2 separate regions of the Homo sapiens genome follow, and region 2 is linked to region 1. The links are chromatin loops, found by intact Hi-C in ENCODE. Cell type or tissue: A673. All regions are shown on one strand. Links, peaks and the distances in the headings refer to the core of each region. The heading gives the core; the rest is flanking DNA.

Region 1 (8,333 bases), core at 285-8,284:
TACCATAGCCTTATAGTAAGTTTGAAAGCAGGAAGTATAAGATATCCAACTTCATTTTTTTTTCCAAGATTGTTTTGGCTATTCAGGGTTCCTTGAAATTCTATATGAATTTTAGGATGGATTTTTCTATTTCTGAAAGAAAAGTCATCAAGATTTCTATAGAGATTATATGAATCTGTAGGTCTTCATGTGGTATTCACAATTTACCAATATTAGTCTTTCAGTCCATGAACATGGAATGTAGTCCTAATTATTTGTGTTTTCTTTAACTGCTTTCAGCAGTGTTTTGTAGTTTTTAATGTACAGGTCTTTTTCCTCTTTGGTTAGGTTTATTCCTAAGTATTTTACCCTTGTTGATGCTATTATAAATTGAATTGTTTACTTAATTTTTTCTAATTATTTTCTTAGTTTCAAATTGTTCATTGTCACAATATAGAAACACAAGATTTTGTGTCTTGAATTTGCATCGTGCAAATTTGCTGAATTTGTTTATTTATTGATTTATTTATTATTTCTAACAGTTTTTCTGTAATATCTTGGGGTTTTTTAAATATAAAATGTGTTATCTGCAAACAAAAATAATTTTATTTCTTCCTTTCCAATGTAAATACTTTTTATTTTTTTTCCTTGCCTAATTGCTCTGGCTAGGACTTCCAGTACTATGTTGAAAAGAAGTGTCAAAAGCAAATCATCCTTATCTTGCTTCTTAGAGGAAAAGCTTTATAGAATGAGTTAGAAAGCATTTCTTCCTCTTCAAATTTTTGCAACAGTTTGAGAAATATTGGTAGTAATTCTTAAATATTTGGTAGAATTCACCAGTAAAGTAATTTAATATTGGACTTTTCTCTCTTGAAAGGTTTTGGTTATTAATTCAGTCTTTTTAGTAGTTTTAGGTCTATGTCTATTTAGCTTTTCTATTTTTTCATGATTCAGTCTCAGTAGGTTGTATGTTTCTAGGAATTTGTCCATTTCATCTAAATTATTCAATTTGGGTGTACAATTATTCATAGTACACTCTTAAGATTATTTTTATATTTCTGTAAAATCATCCCCTCTTTCATTCCTGATTGTAATTCAAATCTTCTTTCCTCTTAGACAATCTAGCTAAAGTTTATCAAATGTGTTGATCTTTTCAAAGAACCAGCTCTTGGTTTTGTTGATGTTCCCTATTGTTTCTCTATTTTCCATTTTTATTTATTCTCTCTAATCTTTGTTATCTTGAAAATATGTTTGTATAATATAAAATTATATCTCAATATAATTCATTTTTAAAGTTAAGAAATTACCACGTTGTCATTCAATAACTGTACCTAGCTCAGGTTTTGTAAAATACTGTGTGTGAGTGCGTGAGCGAATGAATGAAAGAACAAGTGAGTGAGCAACTGGCCTGCCATTAAAAAATAGGACCGTTTCTCCCTCTCTTCTCAATGGCAAGCCGTTTTCAAGTGGCCTTGCCTCATTGGTTAATATAACTGTTATTGTTTTATATTAAGCAACTATTAAATGGCATGTACTACTCTAGATGCTTCACAAACTTAACATTCCCTCATCCAATCCTCTTTAACGCTGATGTTATTATCCTCACTTTGCACATAGGCAGAAAAATGAGATCTGATGTGATATGTAAGCTCAAGTGACTAATGTATGCCAGTATCAAGAATCAAATTCACTCCTGTCTGATTCTAAAGCTATATATTTTTCCATTCTACCTTTTCTGATTTTGGTATTTCAAGGAATAAAATACCTAGTATATGACTTAGTCTCAGGATTTAGAGAGATAGATACAGGTTACTTTTTGTGATGCAGATTTATGACAAGATTCCCAGAAATGTAGTATAACACATAAGTGTGACCTTATGAGCAGAAAAATCACCTTAGTTTCACTAGTCCACCCTGTTTGGGAACTAGGAAACTTTCAGTGTTACTCAACACAGTAAATTAACCACCGATGGCCCACTTCCTCTTTCTTTACCTAGAAAAAATACTTCCTCAAAAAGAGACTTCTACTGTGCGTGATGATGGTTGCCATTCAACATGCAATTCCTTTGTTGGGAGGAGTTAGCTCTAAGCTACTCCATTGGTGACTGAATTTTAACACGCCAGTCCACATATGACTGCCTATATAATCTAAGTCACTCTGGTTTTGCTATCCCAGGATCCACCTTCTACACAGTGCACACTGCATGAATTATAGAAACTAGACTATGGGAAAGTTGACAGTTGCTTCATTTCTCCAGAAAAGCCACATGCCTGCAGCTGTCAAGGGTAGCCCGACCAATGTACCAGGTCACTAGTTCAACACTTGTGGAGAGTTGAGGGCACTGATCCCCATTCTAAAAGATTCTCAACATAGAGAACTAGAAAATATCAGTCTTAAGAGAGTATTATCAATGTTCCCTGAAGGGATTCATTCTATTTTTGTAAACCCCAACTGGTTTCTTAAATATTTAATCCATCATGCAATCAGAATAGTTGTAATCACCTATCATCAAACTGGAAGAAAATATTATTTTTTACACAAAGAGATCATTGTTTCTTAAAAGCAGTAAATGATACATGCCTGATAAGCAAAAATAATACATTTGTTCAGAGGATTAAGCACTTTGAGATGGATTGTTCAGAGAAAGTTTTGTGGGAAGATTCCAATGTAAAATGGGACTGGGGAAAGCACAACATGAAAGGCAGAGTAGTATTTACAAAGACAAAGGAGGAGCCAACCTTTGATGCTGGTCCTCTAATCCTTACACATTCCTCCCTGCTCAGGGCTTAAAGACTTCTAAAAACTGACTCTTGCTTCTCTCTGCAAGTGTGAGACACAAATTTCTACCACCATTTACTAGCCAAGTGATTCAGGCAACTCATGCAACCCCTCTGCACTTCAGGTGATGAATATATGAAAAGATAATCACATCTGCTAGCAGCTGGGGATTGAAGGACTGTGCGTACAAAAGAAAAAAGCACAGTGCCTGGAATACAGAAACCAGTCAACAAAAGCATTTCCTTTCCCTTGACCTGTTCAGAACTTTTTTTTTCTTTTTTCTTTTTTTTTTTTTTTTGAGATGGAGTCTCTCTTTCTCACCCAGGCTGGAGTGTAGTGGCGTGATCTCAGCTCACTGCAACCTCCGCCTCTGGTGTTCAAGTGATTCTCCTGCCTCAGCGTCCTGAGTAGCTGGGATTACAGGCACCCGCCACCAAGCCAGGCTAATTTTGTATTTTTAGTAGAGATAGGGTTTCACCGTTTTGGCCAGGCTGGTCTCGAACTCCTGACTGCAGGTGATCTGCCTGCCTCAGCCTCCCAAAGTGCTGGGATTACAGGCGTGAGCCACCGTGCCCGGCCGAACTTTTCTTTGCCTAATACCAATGCATTGTAAACGTATGGGAAAAAAGATTAATTGGGTTGCAAGGAGACTTGAGTGCTAGTCTTGCCTTTACCACATAATGAGCTGGGTGGTCTGGGGTGGATAATTTTGGTTTGCCATTGTTGCTTTCTCTTTGAAATGAAGAGGATAGCCAGGAACTCCAAGATTCCTTCCAGCTTATTCATTCATGTCTTTGCATTGCTGAGCATCACCCCAGGGATGTTTTATCATCTCAGGCAGTGAGGAATTGGGATCCCTTGTGTTCCCCTAGCACCCTTTCTATTAACCCGAGAGTGTGCTGGAGGATACTGCTTTTCTGGAGAGCACACACTTCATATTGGGCGACTGTGACACAGGCATCTGAGTGGTCTCTGGCAGGACTTTGCAATATCCGCCCTGGGAAATGGCAAGGGCACCCGAGGACCTGTGAGCTGGCAGGGCCGTGTCACCCCAAAAGACAAGGACTCTGAGAGGAGGTACTTCACCAACACTCTACAGCTGTGTGAAGAAAAAAAGAAAATGGTTGATGAATTTCCACTTTCCACAGAGTAAAGAAATATTTTTATGTTATTTGTTTCCAGCCTGAGCGGGGGGCTTTTCATGCATGACCAAGGAACTCTCCTCCCACAGGTGGGGATACACTGCCACCTGCTGGTCCTCTGCTTCTTTACACAAAGGAACACCTTCCCAAACCAAAGCAATGGTGACTTTCTCGGACAGCATACTTAGATATATCAGAAAATATTGATAGTTACTAACCTATTAATTGTGAATGTCTGATTAAATGTTGAGGGTCTTGTAGAGTTAAATTTCAAGATAATTCCTCTGTGTATACTCAAGCTCACGCAACTAAAAGAGATCTTGACTAAAATTGGCAGCCAAGATTCTTAAGGCTTCCTTCAGCAATTCAATAATTCACTTACGTGTACAAGGAATCTTTCAACATGTGGAAGTATTTTCAATACATTATATCATGTGGGGTTGTTAAAAAAGCTTTATACTTGGAACTTACTACTTAGTATTTGTATATATGCCACATGAAAATAATAAAACTGCATTCTTGTTCAACACTTTTGGCATTGGTATTCTCAGTGATTCAGATTTTCCCTCATTAATCCGCATCATTAGTCTGTGTGATTAATCTTTTACTATTGGAATGGTGCAGAGGTTAAAAGTTAATATGGATATAAATGGAACAAGCTCAGTAATTTTATCAACAAAGTGATTTGAGGCTAAGAGTTCAGGAACATTTTATTTGAAGTGGCTTTTGTGTTTCACTCTCACAGATGGTGTTCTTTGATTCTGGAACCTCAAATTGTTTTAACACATCCCACCATCCCAATGTTCAGTGTATGTGATTGATATGTGTGTCTACCCTGGCAAATAATACTTAAGAGTGAAATGCCAATCTTCCCTTTTCAACCTGAAGTTTGGTCCACAATAAAAATGGCATATAGATTATTATGTAAGCAAATCATTTAGTTCCACATTGTCTTAAACGTTTCCATTTTGAAGCTAGATTTTGGCTTTGGCTTTGCATAAAAAAGGGTCCACTGAAATGTTATGTTTGGCTCTAGGGGGTGCGGATTATTCCATCCCTACAGCAAGAAGAAAAAAAATCATGACATTTCTAGCCAACAAGGCTTTTAAAAATATTGATATCCAGTCTCCGATCACCCTACTTCATAAGCCTAATGGGAGATGAAACGGAACTTACCCGTCTTCAACTTCCCCTCCCCTTTGTGTGCTCTTCCCCTCTCTTTCAAGTACAGTATTCTCCAAAGTTATTGAACCTTAAAGTCAGACTGATAGATGCTTCTGACATGGTGAGAGGGGACCAGCTCTTTCAACCATGTCACATGACAGGAAATCCCACTTCCTCCAGAGAGAAACCTCCATGTGTCCCAACAAGACAAGAACACTCTCAGTGGATGGTCAGGCTACCCATGGGACTCATTTGGTACATATTGCACGTACTCATATTAATCTTCTGATGTGCACCAGCTCCTTATTTTCAAGACTAGGCTGCATGCTCTGGTTTGGGAGGCAGTGCAGTGGGACGAAAGTACTCCCAGCTTTGGAGACATGAACATGGGGTTCCATGCCCCTTCTGTTACTTATTGTCTTTACGGTCCTGGAGAAATAACTTAGCCCCTTTAAGCCTCCATTTCCTCATTCATAAAATTAGGATCACATTACCCACCTCACACAGTTATTGAATGCACAGCAATAACTTTGGTTATATGCCAAGCACTGTCTAAACACCTTATATGAATTAGCTTACCTGATGACCACAACAACCTCTTTAGGATCATCTTCCCCATTTCACGGATAAGGAACCGAGACAAAGGACAGATTAAGTCATTTCCCCCAAGGTCTCAATGCTCAGATATGATAAAGCCTCATATCAAAGCAGGTCTGGCTCCAGAGTTAGAGCTCATCTTGTGACATGGACTCTCAGCCCAGATAACGCCTGGCAATTAGTATATGAGAAATAAATCACAAGCATTTTGTTAGCCAAGCACACAGACCAAGTTTGTGACTTTGCCATCACTCTTGGACATTGTGTTCTATACACAGAGGGCTTTAGGCATTATGTGTTGCTTGCTCATTTTAATACATTTTCCAATAACACGTGTATGCATATGCCTTTAACCCAAGAGTTTCCTTGGGTTGCTGTCACAAAGTACCACTAATGCTGAATGGTTTAAAACAATTGAAATGTATTGTCTCACAGTTTGGGAGGCTGGGAAGTCTGAAATCGAGGTGTTGTCAGGGTCATGTTCACTCTGAAGCTTGGTGGTTTGTGGGCAATCTTTGGCATTCCTTGGTTTGTAAATGCTTCACTCCAATCCTCTGTCATCTGTGTCTGTCTTCACATGGATGTATTCTTATAAGGACACTAGTCATATTGGGTCAGGGGTCCACCCTACTTCATTATGAGCTCATCTTAACTAATTACATCTGCAATGACCTTATCTCCAAAAAGGTCATGTTCTGAGGTATTAGGAGTTGTGACTTTAACATATCTTTGTGGGGAGACACAGTTGAACCCATAAAAAGAGCCATCTCCCCTAGCCATATCTGGATGATCTTAAGCAACTGAAACCAGAAGATAATGAATCAGATAAACCTGAGTTTAAGCTAAATGTGTGTTTTAGGGAAAGATAATGCAGTGACTAAGGTTCAGTTTACTTATCTGTTAAATGAGGATATTTACAGCACCTGCCACAGAGAGTTGATATGATCTTTAAATAAAAAAAAAAAAAAGATACATGAAACACTGAGCACCATGCTTGGCACATGGTAACCCCACAGTCCTACTAGTTGCAGGGGATACATTATGCCTAGTGTCATTGTTTGGAAGCACCTCTACTGAAATTGCTATATCCCCAGCTTTTCTTCCAGCCTCCTTCTGCTCTCCTTTGAAAGACAGTGAACACCCGCCTACCCATAACAGAGTCAGAATAATCACTCTGATTTAAAAGTTAGAAGTTTCACTAGGTTAGCATTTTCCTTGGAGATTTAGCATCCCAGGCTAAGTCAACTTTGCCTCTCATCATTGTCAAATCTGGCTTCTGAACACCCCACCGTGTGAAACAGGAATTGGCTGCAGCATGAAGGTATTGCTGGAGCAATTGCAAGGCAAAGGAAGTGAAAGAAAAAAAAAAACAAAACAAACCAGTGGCTTCAGCTACGTCTGCTGCAGAAGCCAGCCGATGAAAATTAACCCAGCTCTTTAATCACAATCTTCTATCCCAGAATTTTCAGCTGAGAGAAATGATAATCATTTGGTTCATTGATTCTGGGATTAATCACTGAAGTTAATCTTGGCATGTATTGATTCCATTTCTGCTGGCTGTAACTAAAGTGTTCAAATTACTTATTCCAACTCTGACAAGAATAGGTTCCCAAAACAAAGGAAGTCAAAGATGAGCTATTACACCTGACAGCTCTGCACAGCACCCAGTGACAGCACTGACTACCCATCCTTCGGCAAGATGGGCCCCTAATAGGGAAGAATCAAGCACCTGTTCTTGCTATTATACACTGGTGTTTTATAAAGTTGATCCATCAGTGTCTAGAAGAAATGGAGGTGGTTTTATCTTGAAGAATCTGAACTCAAAATCTGGCTGCACAGACAAGCAAATTATGTAGGCAACACAGTAGAACAGGCCGATTTCACCAACTTGACTTTTATCAGAAAACACCAGTATTTGTTACCTTGCAATCCTCCAGAGTTTCCTGGTGCTGACCATTTGCCAGCATAAGCTTCATTGCAAAGCACAATTTGCAAAATAACATGGTGCATTCACCCCTTCCTTAACCTGTGAACTTCAGGCATGATAGTTACAATGAAATATCTTTTATTGAGTATACTTTTGTATGGCATGCTAAAAGAGACAGAGGGGACTTCTATCTTGGTGTTACAGTTGACTAGGTATTCTAAGTGGCCCTGTCACTATAGTACACCTAAATCTTAGGAAGGATACTGACTGCATTTGTAGCTCGGCTGGTTTTAAGAATGTAGGGAAAGCTTCAAAACCTATAAATAGTAAACAGGAACTAGAGGGATAAAAACAATGGGTGTGTGAGTGAGGGATTTAACAATAATACAGGACAGAACTAAAATACTGGACAAAAAGAGTATGTAAATAAGGAAGGAGAACCATTCTAAGTGCCTTATATTAATACAAATGGGGGATTCAGTTCTTGTTTAACTTACGTTTTCTCAACCTCGCACCAATGAAATTTGGAGCTAGCCCATTCTTTGTTGTGAGGGACTGCCCTGCACACTGTAGGATGTTTAACAGGATCTCTGTCCTCTATCCACTACATGGAAGTTGCAGAAAAATGTTTCCAGACATTACCCAACATACCTTGGGGACAAAATCACCACCCCCACTTAAGACGACTAATTTAATTTGACACTTTTTAAGCTAAACATATATGTTAAAATTTCAAAGATAATCA
Region 2 (8,333 bases), core at 74-8,073, 550 kb before region 1:
CAATTAATCTATGAGGAGAAAGGAACACTTCCAAACCATTGTACAAGGCCAGCATTACCCTCATACCAAAGTCAGACAAGAAAATTACAAGAAAAGAAAATTACAGGCCAATATCCCTGATGAACACATGCAAACCTTCTCAACAAAATACTCACAAATTAAATTCCACAGCATATTAAAAGGCTTGTGAACTAAAATTATCTGAGACAGCTCTCAATCAGTTTAGAAAGATTATTATGACAAGGTTAAGGACACATCATGACATATCCTGAGACACGTGCCTAAGGTGGTCGAGGTACAGCTTGGTTGTACATTATAGAGAGACATGAGACATGAATCAACATGTGTAAGACGCATACTGGTTCGGTCTGGAAAGGCAGGGCAACTCGAAGCGGGGGCTTTCAGGTCAAAGGTCATAATATTCCACAAAGGTGCCAAAAATACACAATAAAAAAGATAGTCTTTTAAATAAATGATGTTGGGAACACTAGGTACCCACATGTTCACACAAATAAAATGATTTTGGATCCTTATCTTACACCATACCCAACTATTCACTCAAAATGGATTAAAGACTGAAGCATGAGGTGCAAAAGCATACAACTTCTAGAAGAAAACACAAGGGAAAATCTCCATAACATTGATCTTGGTGATGACTATTGGGATATGACACCAAATGCATAGAAAATAAAAGGGAAAATTGTCAAGTGGGACTATATTAAAGATTTTGCACAGCAAAGGAAACAGTTCACAAAATGCTACCACCACCTATGGAATAGAAGAGAGCATTTGAAAACCATACATTCAATTAGAGGTTCATATCCAAAATATATAAGAGACTCATACAACTCTATAGCAAAACCAAACAAATAACCCTATTTAAAAATGGGTAAAGTACCTGAGTATTTTTTTTTTCTAAAGAGAACACGCAAATGGTCAATAGATATATGTATGAGTGCTCAACATCGCTAATCATCAGGTAGATTCAAATCAAAACCACAACGAGCTATCACCTCACATCTGTTAGGATTGCTACTATCAAAAAGCCAACAGACAAGTGTTAACGAGGATGTGGAGAAATGAGAACCCTTCTATATTTCTGGTGGGACTGTTAAGTGGTACAGCCATTATGAAAAACAATATGGAGTTTCCTAAAAAAATTAAAAATGAAACTACCATATAATTTAACAATCCCATTTCTAGGGATATATCCAGAGGAAATAAAGTCATTATCTCGAAGAGAGAGCTGCACTTCCATGTTCACTGCAACATTATTCATAATAGCAAATATATTAAAACAACCTAAGTGTTGATCAACAGATGAATGGATAAAGCCTTTATAAAGAAGGAAATTTTGCCATTTGCATCGCAATGGCAAACATGAAGGGCATTATGTTAAGTGAAATAAGCCAGACACAGAAAGACAAATACTGGATGGTCTCAGTTTTATGTGGAATATAAAAGTTAAACTCATAGAAACAGAGAGTAGACGGGTGGTTATCCAAGGTTAGCAGGTGAAGAAAATGAGGAGATATTGGCCAAAGGGTAGAAGCTTTGAGTTATAAAATGAATGAGTTCTGTAGACTTAATTTACAGCATGTATTTAAGGTACCGTATACTCAAAATTTGCAAAGAGAATAGATCTTAAATATTCTCACCACACATGCACACAGAAGGTAACTATGTGAGACAATGAGTATTTCAACTAGCTTCATTGTGGTATTCATTTTACAATGTACACATACATTGAAACATGCTATATGACTTAAATATATGCAATTTTTAGTTAAGGTTATATCTCAGTAAAGCTGGAAAATGAAACATTTACACAATCTAGTTTACAAATACTACATTAGAAATATACAAGAACCAAACAACATTATTTCAGTTGTTTAAAAAATAAGCAAAATACCCTTCTCTGAGTAAAATATGTAAGTCAGAATTTAGTACTTGTTGCTATTAGACCTATATTGTGTCTGCCAATCACACACATTGACTATCACTTATTTGTACGTCCCAGGAAAAGATGAGATGTACGAAGAAAAATGAGGAGAATGAGAAGAAGAGATAAGGAGAGGGGCCAGGAAAATAAGAGGGGATAGGGAAGGAGAAGAAGAATATCTTAATAGGTTCAGCTTCTCTTGTGTACCCAACTTTCTTCTGAATTTAAAAACTCAGAGCCTGGTGTGGTGGTGCATGCCTCTAATCCTAGCTACTCAGGAAACTGAGCCTGGAGTTCAAGACCAGCTTGGGCAACACATTAAGACCGCTTCTCTTAAAAGAAACAAACAAAAACCCTCAATTTGAAGTAATTTATCATGAAATATCTAAAATGTAATGCTAATATTTTCATACCAATGGGAGAAATTTACTATTGGTATAGCTTGCCTTCCTTTGACAAAATGTAGGAGTACGTGATGCTGAGGTCAGTTTCCTTAGTATTGATGCGGGGCATCCTCTCAGCTGAGAGTAGAGGGCCTACTCTCTACTGAGTGTAGCTGAACACTCGATGTGAAGACTTGCCTATGGAGAGGAGCTACCCACTGTGAGTCTCCTCTGAGCTGTTCAAACACTAAATAAAACTCTTCTTCATCTTCTTCGCCCTTCACTTGTCTGTGTACTTCATTCTTCCTGGATGCAGGACAAGAACTCAGGCAAAGGCATCACAGCCACAGAAATTTCCAGCCAGAAAAATGACACCCCAGAGGTCCCATAACAGGATGGTCCTGAATGTATGCAACATTTTTCTTAGTGTGATCCTAAATATAAAAGTTGCCTAATTTCCCTTTTCATGTCTACTTTCATTTTACCTTTCTTTTACTTCCAAGATTGAATACGTATTGTTTCTGCCCAGAGATTAATTCTCTCTTCCTCTGTTTCTCTCTTTCTTTAACAGAATAACTCGTATTTCTAACCATCTACTCTTCAACGTCCCAAGTATTGCATTTCTCATAATAGACACCCCTGGCTAATTTTACCATTAAAAATATTAGCAGGAATTTGCGGGGTTTTTTTTTCCATTTGCTTCTGTTTTTGCAACGCTGCTGTCTTTGGCTCTCAATTCCCTCAGCCTTTACATCCAGCATATCTGAAGAATTTTAACATTTAATTTCCAACATTTCCTAGCTGGTACTCACCACAACAAATTACTGAACTGGGAATGCAATTGTTGTGTATCTTAAAGCTGTAAGAAGCAGCATATTCCATGTGTGCTTCCTTACACACTTGTGTACCTGAATATCCAAGGCCATGAAGAAACTTTCTCTCACTAAAAGCAGCATCAACATGCATATGTCTTTTTATGTAGCAGAAACTTTGTTACATTTCAATTCTACATACTGTATATCCGCCTTCTTTATGAAAGTTTATCTATGTTTAAAAAATTTTACCTCTTTCTCAAGTTGGTCCCTTTCTTCTTCTACCACATGTAGGTTAAAAGAATTGTTGGATCCTCTTTTCTCTTTCTAGCCTAGAATTTTTGTCTTGACCACAAGATCAAAATTTGTTTTTAAGTTGATCCTATATCTTCCTGAGTTTCTGATGTCCTTTTTTCAAAGTCTGAGCTTTTCTTTTTGTTCACTACAAAATTCTGAAGACTTCTTTTTTTCTAACTTGCTAACTGTGGTTTTCCTCTTGCCTCTTGGCAAATCTAATTCTTTGAGAGAAAGTGTTCCAAAAACAGGTCTTAAAACTTTTTCCTTGATGCTTAGTTTTGTGATAATTCCATTTTTTCCTCATCTTCTCAATATAGAAACAATACATAGTATTTTTCAGATTAATTTTATCTGTTTATTTCTTAAAAATATTATTTTCCCAAATATATCATGTATGGATTTATATTTCAAATAATAAATATATATGATAACATTGAAGACTTGGTGCCATTCAGCTGTCATTATGTAAAAGAACAAAAAACAGATAGCCTGATTAGTAAACAATATATCATCCATCAATTCAAATGCTTGCACACATAAACTGTGCATCCTCTAATTGAGGCTGCCCTGGTCCCTAAAACTAATCCAATTCCCTTCCAAATAGATTACTGATAGGGTAAAAAATGCACTAGATATGCAGATACGTCTTTACTCTAAGAAGCATCTTGCCAATATCTGAGTTGAACCACATCATTTTGCCCAATTTAGAAATGTTACTCTCCATGTGTAATTTTGTCAATTTTTTATCCTGCTTTTCGACATCTCCCTCTCATAAATTATAATGTTTTATGCATACATTGACCTCAAATTGATGATGTACAGCAAATGTTAGGAATACTTCTGATGGAAAGAGAGACAATCAGGATGCAATATTGATGATGCCAACCCAACCAGGAGGTGGCAGACAAACACTTAAGTGTTCTCATATTCACACCCTGTACAATTCCTCCCCTTGCAGGTGAGTGGGGCCTATGGCTTGCTTCTAACCAGTCTCACATGGCAAAGGTGATGGAATGGCAGCCACATGATTGAGTTATATTACAAAGCAAAGGTTATTAGATATCACTTGCTTGATTGCACGATGTTATACGACTCCATCTAAGCAGACTGAAGACAGAGATTATCTCTGCTGGTTTAATGAAGTAATACCACGTTAAGAAGTCCTTCGTGACAAGGAACTGCTGGAAGCCTCTAGAAACTTTGGTAGCCCCTAGGATCTGAGTGTGGTATTTAGCCAGTCAGGAAAATGCTGGAGCCCTCAGTCATATAGTTAAAAGGAAAGGAATTCTGAAAAAAACCTGAATAAGCATGGAAGTGGATTCTTCCTCAGTCAAGCCTTGATATAAAAAAGCAGCCCAGTCAATTCTTTTACTGCATCCTGTGAGACCGTAAGCAGAAAACCCAGATAACTTCTGCCCAGACTCATTATTCCTGGAAACTTCCAGATTATAAATGCACGCTATTTTCAGCTGCTAAATTTGTAGTAATTTATTACACAGCAATAGAAAACTACCTTTACCACATATTCCTGAGAGCAATATGTTGCTGAAAGACCACTAATGAATACAGTTATTTGGCCTTAACCCCTAAATGACCTCCTTCTGGAGAACTGGTCTGGGGAAGGGAATATATGATCCAGAAGTCTCTTTTTAACAAGACAAGAGGTCCACACTGGGAAAAACTTCATCTATAAGGAAGGCCGAAGTTTTTACAATTATTCCAGTTATACAGGCCATTAGTTCTAAGAAATAGAAGCCACTATATAATAAAGAACATAGGAAAAGAGAAATCTAAGCCTTTTCTGTGCATGCCAGGGTGTTGAATCTTTTTAGCTCTTTCACTGTTAGCCCTTTAGTGTTGTGACTAAATTTTCTGCCCTTGAGCCATATTAGAAAATATGTGTATATGTATGTGTCTGTGTGTGTGTGTGCGTGTGTGTGTGTAACTCAGTTCTTCAAGGCTTGCATGTGTATTCAAAGACATTTGAAATTATTTCTGATTTATTCATTTTGGTTGATAAGTAAAGGAATATGAAACATTTCTTAATGAAAGTTGTTTCTGATTATTTTGCCAAATGGAGAAGTATAATCACACCAAATTATGTTTATACTCCTCCTTCATTTAAATAAAATGTTTTAGGCAAGCTATTTTTTTGAGTAAATAAATAAGAGACTATTTTAACTTTTTATTTTCCAGATCTGGACATAATAATTTAGCTTATGGTGGTATTCAACATTTTTCCCTTACACATAGTGAAATAAGCAAGCTAAAAACAAGTGAGCCCCAGTTTCTCTGATGGGTTGTTAGGAGCAAAAGAGTCATTGAAAACATTACAGTGTTACAGAGCTGGGAGAAATGGACCAGCAAGTCCCAGGCTTTGTGTTCTAGGACCAGAGCAGGAAGAGGACAAAAAGGTGTCTATTGGGCACATTAGATGCATTTAGATGATGTCTGAAAGCAAATCACAACTTCTGTAACTTTGTCTATAAGGATAAATAACTAAAGATAGCAGCAGTAAATTTGGAGCTCAAGAGGGATCATGAACATTACATCTATTGTCAGGCATATTGGTCTATATGAAGTTAAACAAACAGAATCATCTTGCTTTCTGCACCAGAGGTGGTAAAACAGAGGGGCAGGGGTTACTGGGGGAAGAGCAAAATTGTTGAAGAAAATCTGACATTAGTAGGATAAGAACTGTGTGATTTAGAATTACTTCTTTCTATGTATACCACAGAAAATATCTTTGTTTAGAGGAGCTTCTGTTAAGAACTTAATGTGATCAGATCACATGAATATAGATTTAAATAGGCTGATTTTAATGCTTCAATTCTGTTCATAGCCATTTGAACTGTCATCTATACTGGAATTTTTTAATATTAAATTTTTTTATTTGCACTATATAATATGCAAATATGGAGAGTGTGTGTTCTAATACCTCAAGAATTTGCAACCTAGGAGGAAAGGTAATATATGTGTGCATGTTGCTATCATGTATCATTAAGGCTTGCAGCCCTAAGTGAAGAAAACTAAATGTGCACAAACAACAAGTAACAGGAGATAGACTATGTGATTCTATGTTAATATTTTTGAAGACAGGAAATGCAGTATATCATAGAGTCAAGGTCCCAGCAAGTGTCATTATTTTCTTTCTTATCCAACTTTGGGATCAGATAATTTGGGCTGTAACTATATAACGTGACTTAATTATAATACAAAAAGTGGTCAAATAACATCACTTGAATTCCTGTCAAAAGTCACAAAACATTCTGAGAAAAAACACAAAGTCCTTTTGCTTCTTTTCAACTCAACTCTGTGCAAAATATGATAGAAAAAGTACAAAAGTGTGGAAAAATCCCTGAAAGCAAAGAGAATGAAGTGACATGGAAATAGGAATGGGACATTCGGGGAGGTTTGGAGGCAGAGGTGAGATGAGAATAAGCACATTTCCAAAAGCTGAAAAAGAGATTAAGCTTGCTAACAGATTATTCAAACCATAATTTTTGAAGTCCTGAATACTAGTAGGAGAGAAAATAACTGAAGGAAGAGAAACCTAAAAGAGATGACTGAATGTATGAGTATGGAGTGAGAAAATGCTATAAAAACAGTTCCATTAGTTGAAAGTGTGTCGACAGAAGTTTATTACAATGCCATTTGTTACTTAGAAAAATATCAAGGAGATTTAAAAAAAATAAATGCAATTAACCACCTTTAAAAAATAATACTGTTGGTATGGTACTGGCATCACTAGAATAATTATCTCCTCATTCTAGCATTTGAAGAGATTCCGTGTAAAGGCCAACCTCTCAATTTTTGAAGACTTATTAGTAAAATTCAAATGTTCTCATCACAAAGAAATGATAAATATTTGAGGTGATGGATATGTTAATTAGCTTGATTTAATCATTCTGCATTATGTTTAAAAATTATAACATTACTTTGTACCCCATAAATATATACAACTATAATTTTTCAATATGTAATGAAAATAAGTTAACAAAATGAAAGTTCATGAGCCACCATGCCACTGACCCATGACCCTTTGGTAGAGCCCCAGTTAGATATCTAATTCATCTAGAATAGTTTGGGGTGGAAAATACCTACCTAATAACAGAAAAAATTTGTGCCAATAAATAAAGTAACCAGCGCAGTCCTTCTTTCTTCAATAAAAACAGATACATAAGGAGAGGTGTGATGGCTCATACCTTTAATACCAACACTATGGGAGACTAAGGTGGGAGGATTGCTTGAGCCCAGGAGTTCGAGACCAGCCTGAACAATATAGGGAGACCTAATATCTGCAAATAATTTTTTAAAAATTAGCCAGGCATAGTGGCTCACAATTGTGGTCCCAGCTATTTTGGAGACTGACACAGGAGAATCACTTGAGCCTTGGAGGCCAAGGCTGCAGTGAGCCATGTTCATGCCACTGCACTCCAGCCTGGGCAAGAGAATGAGTCAATGTCTCCAAAAACAGAACAAAACAAATAACAACATATATAGACATAGATATAGATGTAGATATAGATATAGATATATTTACAAGATCATGTAAGAAAAGCATGTAACAAGAAAAAGAAACACTGAGATAAACTGGAGAAATACAAAACTTTTAAAGAAACAGAGAGATACTGCAAATTATCTGCATAAGAATTAAATTACTGACTTCCAAATTCAGCTTCAATAAGTAAAATGTTTGGAAGTCATTACTCCCAGTTTTACATCTTTTCAGTCCTGCAAGGTATCTTAAAATATTTTTTCAGCATAAGGAAAATGACATAAGTCAGAAACTTGGATCTATGTAAAGAAAGAAAGAGTCTAGGAGAGAAAAAAATAAAAGTAAAATAAAACATTTTATTTTAATTATTTTTATAAAATCTAAAGATAACTGGTGATACA

Evidence for each region. Peaks named below come from ENCODE experiments on the same cell type or tissue, not always from the same donor. Only the 100,000 strongest peaks of a DNase experiment are listed, where the experiment ranks them.
Region 2: a loop joins it to region 1, with 8 times the contacts of the local background. A loop is called at or near these places in 7 of 110 quality-filtered maps.

Annotation. Positions count from the first base shown.
Region 1 is chr2:78,975,822-78,984,154 of GRCh38, forward strand. No RefSeq gene overlaps it. Among named protein-coding and RNA genes, the nearest start is that of REG3G, 46 kb to the right of the region's middle. In A673, for the core only: a CTCF peak has its summit at 4,012 (motif pointing left); DNase peaks (open chromatin) are centred at 3,980 and 5,250; H3K27ac peaks cover 1,571 bases.
Region 2 is chr2:78,427,095-78,435,427 of GRCh38, forward strand. All of the region lies in intron 2 of LOC124906027 (a long non-coding RNA gene), which reads right to left. Among named protein-coding and RNA genes, the nearest start is that of SNAR-H, 480 kb to the left of the region's middle. In A673, for the core only: CTCF peaks have their summits at 4,326 (motif pointing right) and 4,527; a DNase peak (open chromatin) is centred at 4,357.